Linked DNA regions of Mus musculus: region 2 is linked to region 1. A link is a loop called in an ENCODE intact Hi-C map of the cell type or tissue named here. Cell type or tissue: left cerebral cortex. All regions are shown on one strand.

Region 1 (5,000 bases):
CTTTGAGATTCAGGCTAAGCATCATCTTTGCATTTCAGCTGACAAAAGCCATGGCAGCAACATTGCCAAAGCAGGAGGGACAGAGGGCGAAGGACACACCCTGCGAGGTCAAAGGTCAGGCCTTCTCAGCAGCAGAACGGGAGATCCTAGCTGGAGATCTATCTGCCCTGGAGAAGTGTGCAAAAGTGGGATGAGAATTCCTCATTCCATCTCCTCATCCGCTTCAGTCTTCTATCACAACACAGACAAGTTTGTCTCTTGGTCACACATGAGCGTTCTCAATTAATTAACTTATTTTAAAATGTGCTTTACTTTTAAGTGTGTGTGTGTGTGTGTGTGTGTGTGTGTGCATATGAATGCAGGTGCCCTTGGAAACCAGAAGAGTAACAGGGGACTGTGAGCTACTCAAAGTGGATGCCGATAACCAAACTTGGTCTCTGCAAGAGTAGTACTCCATCTTAATGGCCGTGCCATCTCTCCAGCCCCATGTGCTCTCTCTGTAGACGCTGAGCCCCTTATAGCCAGCATTTGTCTTCATTATTTCTGTATTACCAGGATATAATTTAGAACTTGGCACACAGTAGGTTCACAAGATAAATGAGTATACCTTGAAGTCTCTCAACAGATGTGTACTGTCCTTTCTCTAGAATGACACTCAAGACTTGCTACCAGAAAGAAACAGATTCTGATTCAGAAATTCCTTGGCCTGTGAAGCCCATCTGAGCATTTGTTACATCCCAGACACTTTCGGGGCACCAGAGACCCACGGTTCCATGCCCAAGTTGATAAAGAGTAACCACACACCTCACTGTAGCTTTCTTTGGCCCCAGTGTCCCTGGAATAGATAGTGCCCAGTGCATGGTTTGTAGTCAGACATGGGTAACCCTGTGTCTAAATGAGAGACAAGTTTAGAAAGCCTGGTTTTATCTTCAAACAGCACAGAAACTGTCTGTTGCCGGGACCACAGGAAGCCCAGCAAGGCCCAGTTACAGAAGATGTGATATTGATTTCACAGTCTCTGTGTGTTCCCTGGACCTGTGGGTTCTCCAGTTATTCTTATTCTTATTTTGTTTTTACTGTTAAGGCCAGCCTGTTACCTGGCCAGCTTGCAAATTTTACTAATATTATAAGGAAACTTTCTCCTATGTTTCTGTTGCTACTAGGAAACTTTCTCATGCCCAAGCTGCTTACATATTCTGTTATGTCCTGTGCCCTTGGAAACCAATCACGATAGAAATCAGAACTGCTTTGTGTAGTTACCCACAATAAGCTTGGACCCCAACCAACTACCCAGCAGCACTTCCTGCGCCTGTGTGTGAGCTTTTATGGTATTTGATTTTATAAGTTACCCCTGGGATGGACCTCCAACATAAGAGAGACACCCGCACCAATATAAGAAACTGTCTGGAATAAGACTTCTGTTCTGAGTAGTGGTTGAATAGAGTTTAAGTTCCTAAGACCTCCCTGGGAACTGACATCCTACTTGGCAGAGACATGTATGTGGGAAACTGACATCCTGGTTGGCAAGTTAAGACATGAATGTTAGACAAGGCAAGTCCCCTACCTCAGTTGAATACCCCAACCAATGAGGGCAGCATAAGTGTACAACAAAGACGTGTTCCCAAGGAAATCCCTATCCCTAAATCCTGATTAGTGGAATAACTTGGCCCAGATGTTGGTGGATTTTAGGCTTAAAGCCCTGTAGGATCTTAACTCAGCTCCTGAGCCTGGATCGTGGCCCTGATCAACCAGCCCTGGGCCTATACTTCACAAACAATCCATCTCTGACTGAGGTTGGTGTTCATGTGGGTTGTGAGGTGACTCCTGGACCCCCAACGTTATAGAGATATGGATTTTGTCTCTCAACTTGATCTTAAGATCCTCAAAGAAAGGGAGGCATCAGAGTATCACATACAGTCACTTTCTTTGATTGAGTCTCATCTGTGAGAGTTGGTTCCCATTGCTGGCTTGATTAAGAAACACCTAGGGTGTTAATGAGGCTCATCATGGGTGTGTCTGTGAGGGAGGAAGACCCACCCTGAATGGGAGTAGAGCCATCCCATGGGCTGTTGTCTAGGACTAAGTAAAGAATAAAAGGAATCAGGCATGGTGGCACACACCTTTACTCCCAGAACACAGAGAGGGGGGAGCAGACAGACCTGTGAGGTCATAAGCCAGCCTGCTTGGTCTACATATTGAGTTCCAGGCCAAGTGGGGATACACAGAAAGCTCTTGCTTCAAAAAACCAAACAACAAAACGTTAAAAGAGAAAAGCCACTATTCACCTCTCTACGCTTTCTAGTCTGCTGAGATGTGAGTGGGTTTTCTCCTGATCCTGCCGCCTCAGACAAGCTGGGCTCACCACCACGTGCTTCCTGCTCTGTTGAATATATGTCCCCTCGAACTATGCACCAAAAATAAATCCTTCCTTCAGTTGCTGTCTATCTGTCTGTCTGCCTTCCTGTCTGTCTTTTTTTTCCAGGTATTTTATCACACTGATAGGAAAGTGATCTATCACCTCAGCCCCCCAGGACAGCACAGTGCATGCTGCATTGAGGAAGTGACAGTCACCACCCTTGAGAGCCTGTGTCACAGGGTCTCATCATGACACAAGCAAGAAGCCTGCTATGGGGAACTTCTCCAGTCCCGCTAGCAAAGGAGTGAGGCGTCTCTTCTGGATTCAGTCCATCCCCTTTGCCAAAGGCTACCTACTCCAGTTCTGGGAATCCCGACACAAAATCCAGAAGCAAGTGGATTTGACACTCTACTAGCTTCCTGTTTTCGTGATGATGTTTCTTTTTTTAAAAGATTGAGGGCTGGAGAGATGGCTCAGAGGTTGAGAGCACTGACTGCTCTTCCAGAGGTCCTGAGTTCAATTCCCAGCAACCACATGGTGGCTCACAACCATCTGTAATGGGATCTGGTCTGTGTGTGTGTCTGCTTTCAACACGGGTTTCCTCATCAAGGAAGGTTTTGGGATTCTTTGACATGTACTCTCTCTCTCTCTCTCTCTCTCTCTCTCTCTCTCTGTGTGTGTGTGTGTGTGTGTGTGTGTGTGTGTGTGTGTGTGTGTGTGTGTGAGTGTAGTGACTAGGAAGGCCAGAAGAGGGTGTTGGACTCCTAGCGCTGGAGTTAGGCTGTTGTGAGCCCCCTAATGCTAATGTGGGTCTCCTTCAGGAGCAACACGACTCTTAACCGCTGAGCTGTCTCTCCAGCCCCCGTGGAAACCTCTTCACGGGCTGTTTATAACCAGTCACTGCTTCATGCTTGGAGTGGGTGAGATGTATTTCAAGGCTTCCCAAGTTAAATGTGAGCTGGTTAAGTGTGAGAAACTGGTCCCTTCCGCTCTGGTTCCCAGCTTGCTTCTGACACCACTTTATTCCTCGTCCAGAGCGATTCGCCAGAAGTTTCCTGCGATGCGATGCTGTAGGGCCTTGATCTCCACCCACGAGACTGCACTGTCGGGTCTGTGCATGTTTGTTTTGTGGCCTCACTGGCTGATGTTGCTTCTGTTTGCTGGCCATCTGTGACCCACATCAACCCAGATGCTTTGAAGTTCAATGTGTAATAAAAAAGTTCTTTAAAAGATATGGGATTATGAAAATGAAGTCACAGAAATGTTAACAAAGGATCATTTCCTGCTTCTGGTCCTTTTCCTTTTCCTTTTTTTTTTTTTTTTTAATATTTCTATGAAGAATTTATGTCACCATTAAAACCATGGGAGGTTACAGAAGGGCAGGCCTGGGTCACAGAGAGGATGAGATTCCTCCAAAGACAGGTTGGCAGAAACCCAGCCTGGTTTTTTTTTGTTTGTTTGTTTGTTTGTTTGTTTTGTTTTTAATTGAACACTCAGGGTCTGAGGAAGAAATTTAACCCAGGAAAAAGTCAAAATGGGCCTACAATTCCTGTAACCAATGGAAGCTGATAAATTCAGCATTTTCTCTCTTAGAGTCTCACATCCTAGGCCAGCCTTGAAATTGCTATGTAACCCGAGGATGGCCTTGAACTTCTGACCCCCTGCCTCAGTCTCCTGAGTGCTGGAATACGTGGCCGGCTCTGGCTTGGGTGGTTCTGGGGATCAAGCCCATAGTTTCATGCATACTGGACATGCACTTTGTCAACTGAGTTGCATCCAGTGTGAAATTTCCTTCTTTTGCTTTTGAAATAAGGCTTTGCCATGTAGACCAGGCTGGCCTTGAACTTAGAGTTCCATCTACCTCTGGCTCCCCAGCGTGGGGATTTAGGGCCCTGAATCCAGTGCTTTTAATAGAATGGTTCCATGCAGCTCACAGTGGTCCACGGAACTGCAACTTGTATAAAGAGGGTCGAGCATGGCTGCCTATACGGGCTCCAGCCTATGGGCGGTGATGGTGTTGGGAAATGTCCGCAGTCCACTTGAGGAAGAGGAGGAAGAGGAGGAAAACAGAGAAGGGAGGAAGAGAAGGATAAAGAACAAAGCAAAGAGAAAGAGGGGTTCAGGGCTGGGGTGCAGGTGACAGAGATTGCGTCCAGCACCACCAGAGGCTTGACCACTGCCATACTGGCTCCTCCTCCTGCCGTACCCCAGCATGAGCAGATATCAGGAGCAAAGCCTTGTGGGGCATCCTGGGAGTCCCAACACTGGCAGTGTAGTCAGCTGCTGGCATGATTGGGCTCCTGCCCTTTCCTCACAGAGTTCTTGCCTCTTGTGACCATAGGTGGCCATTTGATGAAGTAAGAAGTCCCCAAGGGCCGAGATGCTGAGACTTCACTTGCTTAAGTCCAACTATCCCCTTTATCCTGTGTGATTCTTTCTGGCTCCACTCTCTTGTTAAAGGAAAGCCATTCCAGTGCATACATGGTCACTTGTCATACAGGGGCCACCATCAACGCCTTTACTTCTCAGCCTGCCGTCAGGCTTCAGGGATGGACACACACATAGGGACACACAGACACACAGGGACACACAGACACACGCACACTATACCCTACTGTCCCAAAACACATCAGCAGAGCTGATA
Region 2 (5,000 bases), 51 kb after region 1:
GCCATTGTCTCCCTGTTTCTTTCTTTTTCTTTTTTTTTTTTTTTTTGGTTTTGGTTTTTTGAGACAGGGTTTCTCCCTGTAGCCCCAACTATCCTGGAACTCACTCTGTGGATCAGGCTAGCCTCAAACTCAGAGATCCATCTGCCTTTAGCCTCCCAACTGCTGGGATTAAAGACATGAGACATGTGCCACCACCACTGATCATCCACCTATTTCTAAATAGGATCTAAGACTATCAAAAAGATGGAATTCAGAGAAGACATTTATTTATTGGTTGGGGTAGCACATATTTGTAATCCCAATACTAGGAAAGTAGAGGCAGGAGGATTGAGGTTACATAATAAGACCCTATTTTAAAAACTTCAAAAACAAAACTCCAAAAATAGATTCAAACGGTGGATCAAGCAAAGTGCTCTCTGATGCTGTAGAGGGGTGGTCCCTGGGGCGGGGCTGGCCAGAAGCGGTGGTCTCCGAGGCAGGACTGACTGACAAAGGAGACCAGGGGAATGTCTTTGGGTGTCTTAAACTCAATCCGGGCTGGGTGACACAGATCTATGAATTTGTCAGAACTCACTCATCAAATCTTACTCTAAATTGTATAATTCAATGTAAATAGCTTTTAATCTCTATAAAAATTAAAAGAAAACAACAAAATCCCGACGTAAACTAAAAACTCAAGCAGTCAGCTCTAGCGATACGTTCAAGTGTTTAGGTGTACAGCTCTCTGACAATCGGAGCTAGTAAGTAAGAGCACAGAGACACTCAGGATGGTCCAGGGGCGTGGGTGGCAGCGGACCAGCCTTCCTAAAGCTGTGCCCCTCCAATATAATTCCTTCAGTTCATATCGTGGGAACTCCCAACGATAAAGTTATTTTCATTGCTACTTCATAACTGTAATCTTGCTATTGTTATGAATCATACTGTAAGTATCTGTGTTTCCCGATGCTCTAGTTGACTCCTGTGAAAGGGCCGTTTGATTCCCAAAGGGGTCTCAACCACAGGTTGAGAACCGACGTACTAGGTGTCTACTCCCTTTTCCAGTTGCTGGGGTAAAACACCCTGCCAAAAGCAACTTAAGGGAGAAAGGGCTTATTTGGCAAACCTAGTGCTGGAGGCTGGAAGAGGGTGTCGGGTCCCACGAAATTGGATTCACAGATGGTTGTGAGCCTTCTTAAGGAGTAGCAATAGATTGTTGTGATCAAACCACAATCAAAGGGCCGAGAGCAGCATTCTCAACCTGTGGGTCACAACCCCAAAGGGGTTGCATATCATATTTACATTACAATTCGTACCAGTAGCAAGATTACAGTTATGAAGTAGCAATGAAATAACTTTATGGAACTTGAGGAACTGCAGTAAAGGGTCACAGCCCTAGGAAGGTTGAGAACCAATGGCCTAGGGGTGGGGTTTAAGAGGGTTTACCTTGCAAATTTAAGGAACCTGAGTTCTGTCCCCAGAACCTAAGCAAAGTTGCTGGATGTGGTGTGTTTGTAATCCCAACTAGGGGGGAGGGGAGACAGGAGAGTCCCTTGGTGTTCGGGCCAGCCAGGCTAGGCTAACTGGTGAGCTCCAGGCCAAAGAGAAACCAGATTCAAAAGATGGGGTGACACCCGAGGTTGTCCTCTGGCCTCCATGTGCACGTATGTTAAAAGTCATTATTAATTAAATTATAAAATTTCAGGGGTCACAAATGGGAGAGGGGACATGTGGCAGACGAGAGAAGAAGGGAGAAAGGTTCTCCTGTAGTCAGGGGAGAAGCAGTCAGAGTTTGGCTGAGGGGCTGGTGGACTGTGTGGCAAGACAGAGAAACCTCAAAGGCTGAGGTGAGGCCAGTGTGGACCAGGGCCGGGGCGACAGACACCCTCGGGTTCCACAGGACATGTTAGTTTCAAACAAAGTTTGGCTCCTATTTTAAAAGCCACAGAAGTGGCTTCAGCAGGCAGGCATACAGATGGGATTCGCTTGTCAACAACACTCTACCATATTACGATATGGAAAATGGGTTTTGGAGGCAGGTAAGAGAGGAGGGCTGGTTGGGAGGCCACTGAAGGAGCTCTGTGGTGACACCAGCTATGCAGATGGATCAAAGTTACATCGGCCCAGTGTAGCAGCTCAGGCCTGTAATCGCAGCACTCAGGAGGCTGAGGCAGGAGAATGAGGAGTTCGAGGATAGCTTGGGCCACAGAAACCAAACCACTACCAATAACAACAAAATTATACCAGGGAAGTAAGATGTGTAGGACTGACCCTGAACTCAACATGGGGGGAGGGAGATGCGGGGGTGGGGGTGGGGGGGGGAGTAGACTGTCAGATTTTAATGATATACACACTGAAGGAAGAATAAAGGGCCAAGCTGGGGGCTTAAGCTGGGGACTTTAGCGGGGGAGAGGGGGAGGCTGTGATCAGCTTGAGGTGTCTTTTTCAGATACCCAGGTAGAGGGAGTGAGAGGCAGTAGAGTTTTAAATCTGGAAATCGAAAGTGGGGTTTGAGCTGGAAGTGTAGATTTGGGAGTCTCTGGTAGTTAACCCCTCAACGCTGGCAGTTACAATGTTAAAGATAACTTTAAGAAAGCACACAGAGAGAAGGCAGCTTGGTGAGGCATGAGCTTGGATGGTGACAAGTGACATCTTTACAATCACACTCTACCCAGCTCCACCTGCAAGCTAAGCTGCAGGCGCCCAGCCACTGTAGTATGAGCAGGACCTGAGATTTCTGTCACCCGTGAAAGTCACAGATATTTTCACATCTCAGTACATTTTTTGCGGATGTCTCAAAATACCCTCTTCGCCCATCGCTTGTTAACTAACGTGTTAATAAGGAAGCACATACATTACAGAATCACAATTTTCTAAAAATATTTTGATGACTATTTCCATAAAAGTGGTTTCCTTTGAAAGCCCGTGTCTTATTTTTTGCCTGAAAACAATTCTAAGGAAATGAGTCTAAAGAGTTCACCGTGAGGCTCAGGAGATTTGTGGCTCAGAGGCTAAGAACGACCCTGCCCCCAACCCCAGGTAGAGAGTAAGATTAGAGCCACACCCTGAGGACCCCAGGATTCAGGAACAGTGTGGAGGAAGATGAGAAGAGGAGAGAAAGATAAAGTGCCTGCCGAGATGGGGAGGAAGTCAGGGCAAGAGTGGCTCTAAGGCCGCCGTCCCCCAGGGGGTGGTACTGGTGTGTGTGTGTGTGTGTGTGTGTGTGTGTGTGTGTGTGTGTGTGTGAGTGTGGCCAGCACCACACAAAGCTGCTCTGTGGGGAGATGTGGAAGTCACTTGACAAAGAGCATTTCTGGAGAACGACATGTGTGTGGAAACCAGATTGGAGTGGGCTGAGGAGAGAGGAGGAGGTGGGGAAATGGAGTCAGGCAGTGTAAATAATTCTTTGGGGAACTTGGGGTGTGAAGGAGAAGTTAGTGGAGGGGAGCGGGGGAAGGAAGGCTGTTCTGTCTCTTTTTAGATCATGACTACATGCTGATGGGAAAGCCCTCTGCAGGGTTGGCTGACGCAAGCAGCAGGGAAGGGCTGGACACGAGTGGGGGGATCCTAAGCACAGAGGGAGAGTTGGAAGTGGGTGAAAATAAGGAGTGAGGAGGAAGAGGAGATGGATTGGAAGCCTGGGAGAAAGGTTCTAGGTAAAGGAGCTGAGCAGCCTTGAGAACTACCTGGAGATTGCTGGCCCTGAGCCCATGCAAAGTCGCTGACATTTTCTTTAGCGGTAATGAATGAGATCCTTTGGGGTGACAATAACATGCAGGATGTGCCTCTGTGTGTGTGTGTGTGTGTGTGTGTGTGTGTGTGTGTAAAGGAAGAGGACACTTGAGACGCCTTGAGAACTGTGAGGCCAGGGTGTGGCTTGGTTATCTAAATGGATGCTGAAGTCATTAGATAATGTGTCTGGAGATCAGGAAGGGGACAGCAGAGAACCAATTGCCTGTCAGAGCCTCACTGAATAAGGGAGAGTAATCAGGAGACCAGCAGGAATGGCAAGAGGAGAAGAAGATGGAATCCAGCTGCACAAGCCAACGAAATGCAGGAACTGTGCTCTGGGAGCAGCAGCGTAGAGTCCTTCTCTTTCCTGGTCCTGAGGGCAGGAGTTAAAGTCATACAAACAGCACCCCTTGCAGGGGCAGTGTCGGGTAAGAGGCCATCTTCCTAACACCGAGATGGAGAAAGAACCTCTTGAGAAAAGACTCATGTACATTTCCTGTAACCTGACAGCCAGGTTGCTCACCACTTCTGCTTCCAACTCCCACGGCAGGATCTGAGTTCAAATCTAAAATTATCATTTTCTGTGAAGCTTTCCCTTGCTTTTGTTCCATCCATCCATCCATCCATCCATCCATCCATCCATCCATCCATCTTTCCATCCATCCATCCATCCATCCATCCATCCATCCATCCATCCATCCATCCATCTTTCCATCCATCCATCCATCCACCCATCTAGCCAATCATTTATGGTCCCACTATGTAACTTAGGTTGACCCACTGGGTACCAGGTTTACAGGTGTATGCCACCTGTACTGGCTAGTTTTGTGTCAACTTGACACAGCTGGAGTTACCACAGAGAAAGGCACTTCAGTTGAGGAAATGTCTCCATGAGATCCAGCTGTAAGGCATTTTCTCAATTAATGATCAAGGGGGAAAGGCCCCTTGTGGGTGGAACCATCTCTGGACTGGCAGTCTTGGGTTCTATAAGAGAGCAGGCTGAGCAAGCCAGGGGAAGCAAGCTAGTAAGGAACATCCCTCCATGGCTTCTGCATCAGCTCCTGCTTTCTGACCTGCTTAAGTTCCAGGCCTGACTTCCTTTGGTGATGAACAGCAGCATGGAAGTGTAAGCCGAATAAACCCTTTCCTCCCCAACTTGCTTCTTGGTCATGGTGTTTGTGCAGGTATAGAGACCTTGACTAAGACACCACCATAGCCAGCTCCCCTAGACTTTATGTTAGGTTGGACAGGTACTGTGTTGGGCTAGAGCTTTTTGTGGTGTCTTCGTTTAA

What was found. Peaks named below come from ENCODE experiments on the same cell type or tissue, not always from the same donor. Only the 100,000 strongest peaks of a DNase experiment are listed, where the experiment ranks them.
Region 2: it touches region 1 in a loop (7-fold over the local background); 6 of 42 quality-filtered maps call a loop at or near these places.

What each region holds. Positions count from the first base shown.
Region 1 is chr11:105,366,442-105,371,441 of GRCm38, forward strand. All of the region lies in intron 10 of Marchf10 (membrane associated ring-CH-type finger 10), which reads right to left. LOC115487808 (a long non-coding RNA gene) reads left to right here. Exons shown (of 2, transcript XR_003949780.1): 2 at 39-3,590. Among named protein-coding and RNA genes, the nearest start is that of Mrc2, 76 kb to the left of the region's middle. In left cerebral cortex, no CTCF peak of the experiment used is centred here; DNase peaks (open chromatin) are centred at 2,600 and 3,297.
Region 2 is chr11:105,417,470-105,422,469 of GRCm38, forward strand. All of the region lies in intron 4 of Marchf10 (membrane associated ring-CH-type finger 10), which reads right to left. Among named protein-coding and RNA genes, the nearest start is that of Gm39417, 30 kb to the right of the region's middle. In left cerebral cortex, no CTCF peak of the experiment used is centred here; DNase peaks (open chromatin) are centred at 2,684 and 3,399; H3K27ac peaks cover 1,420 bases.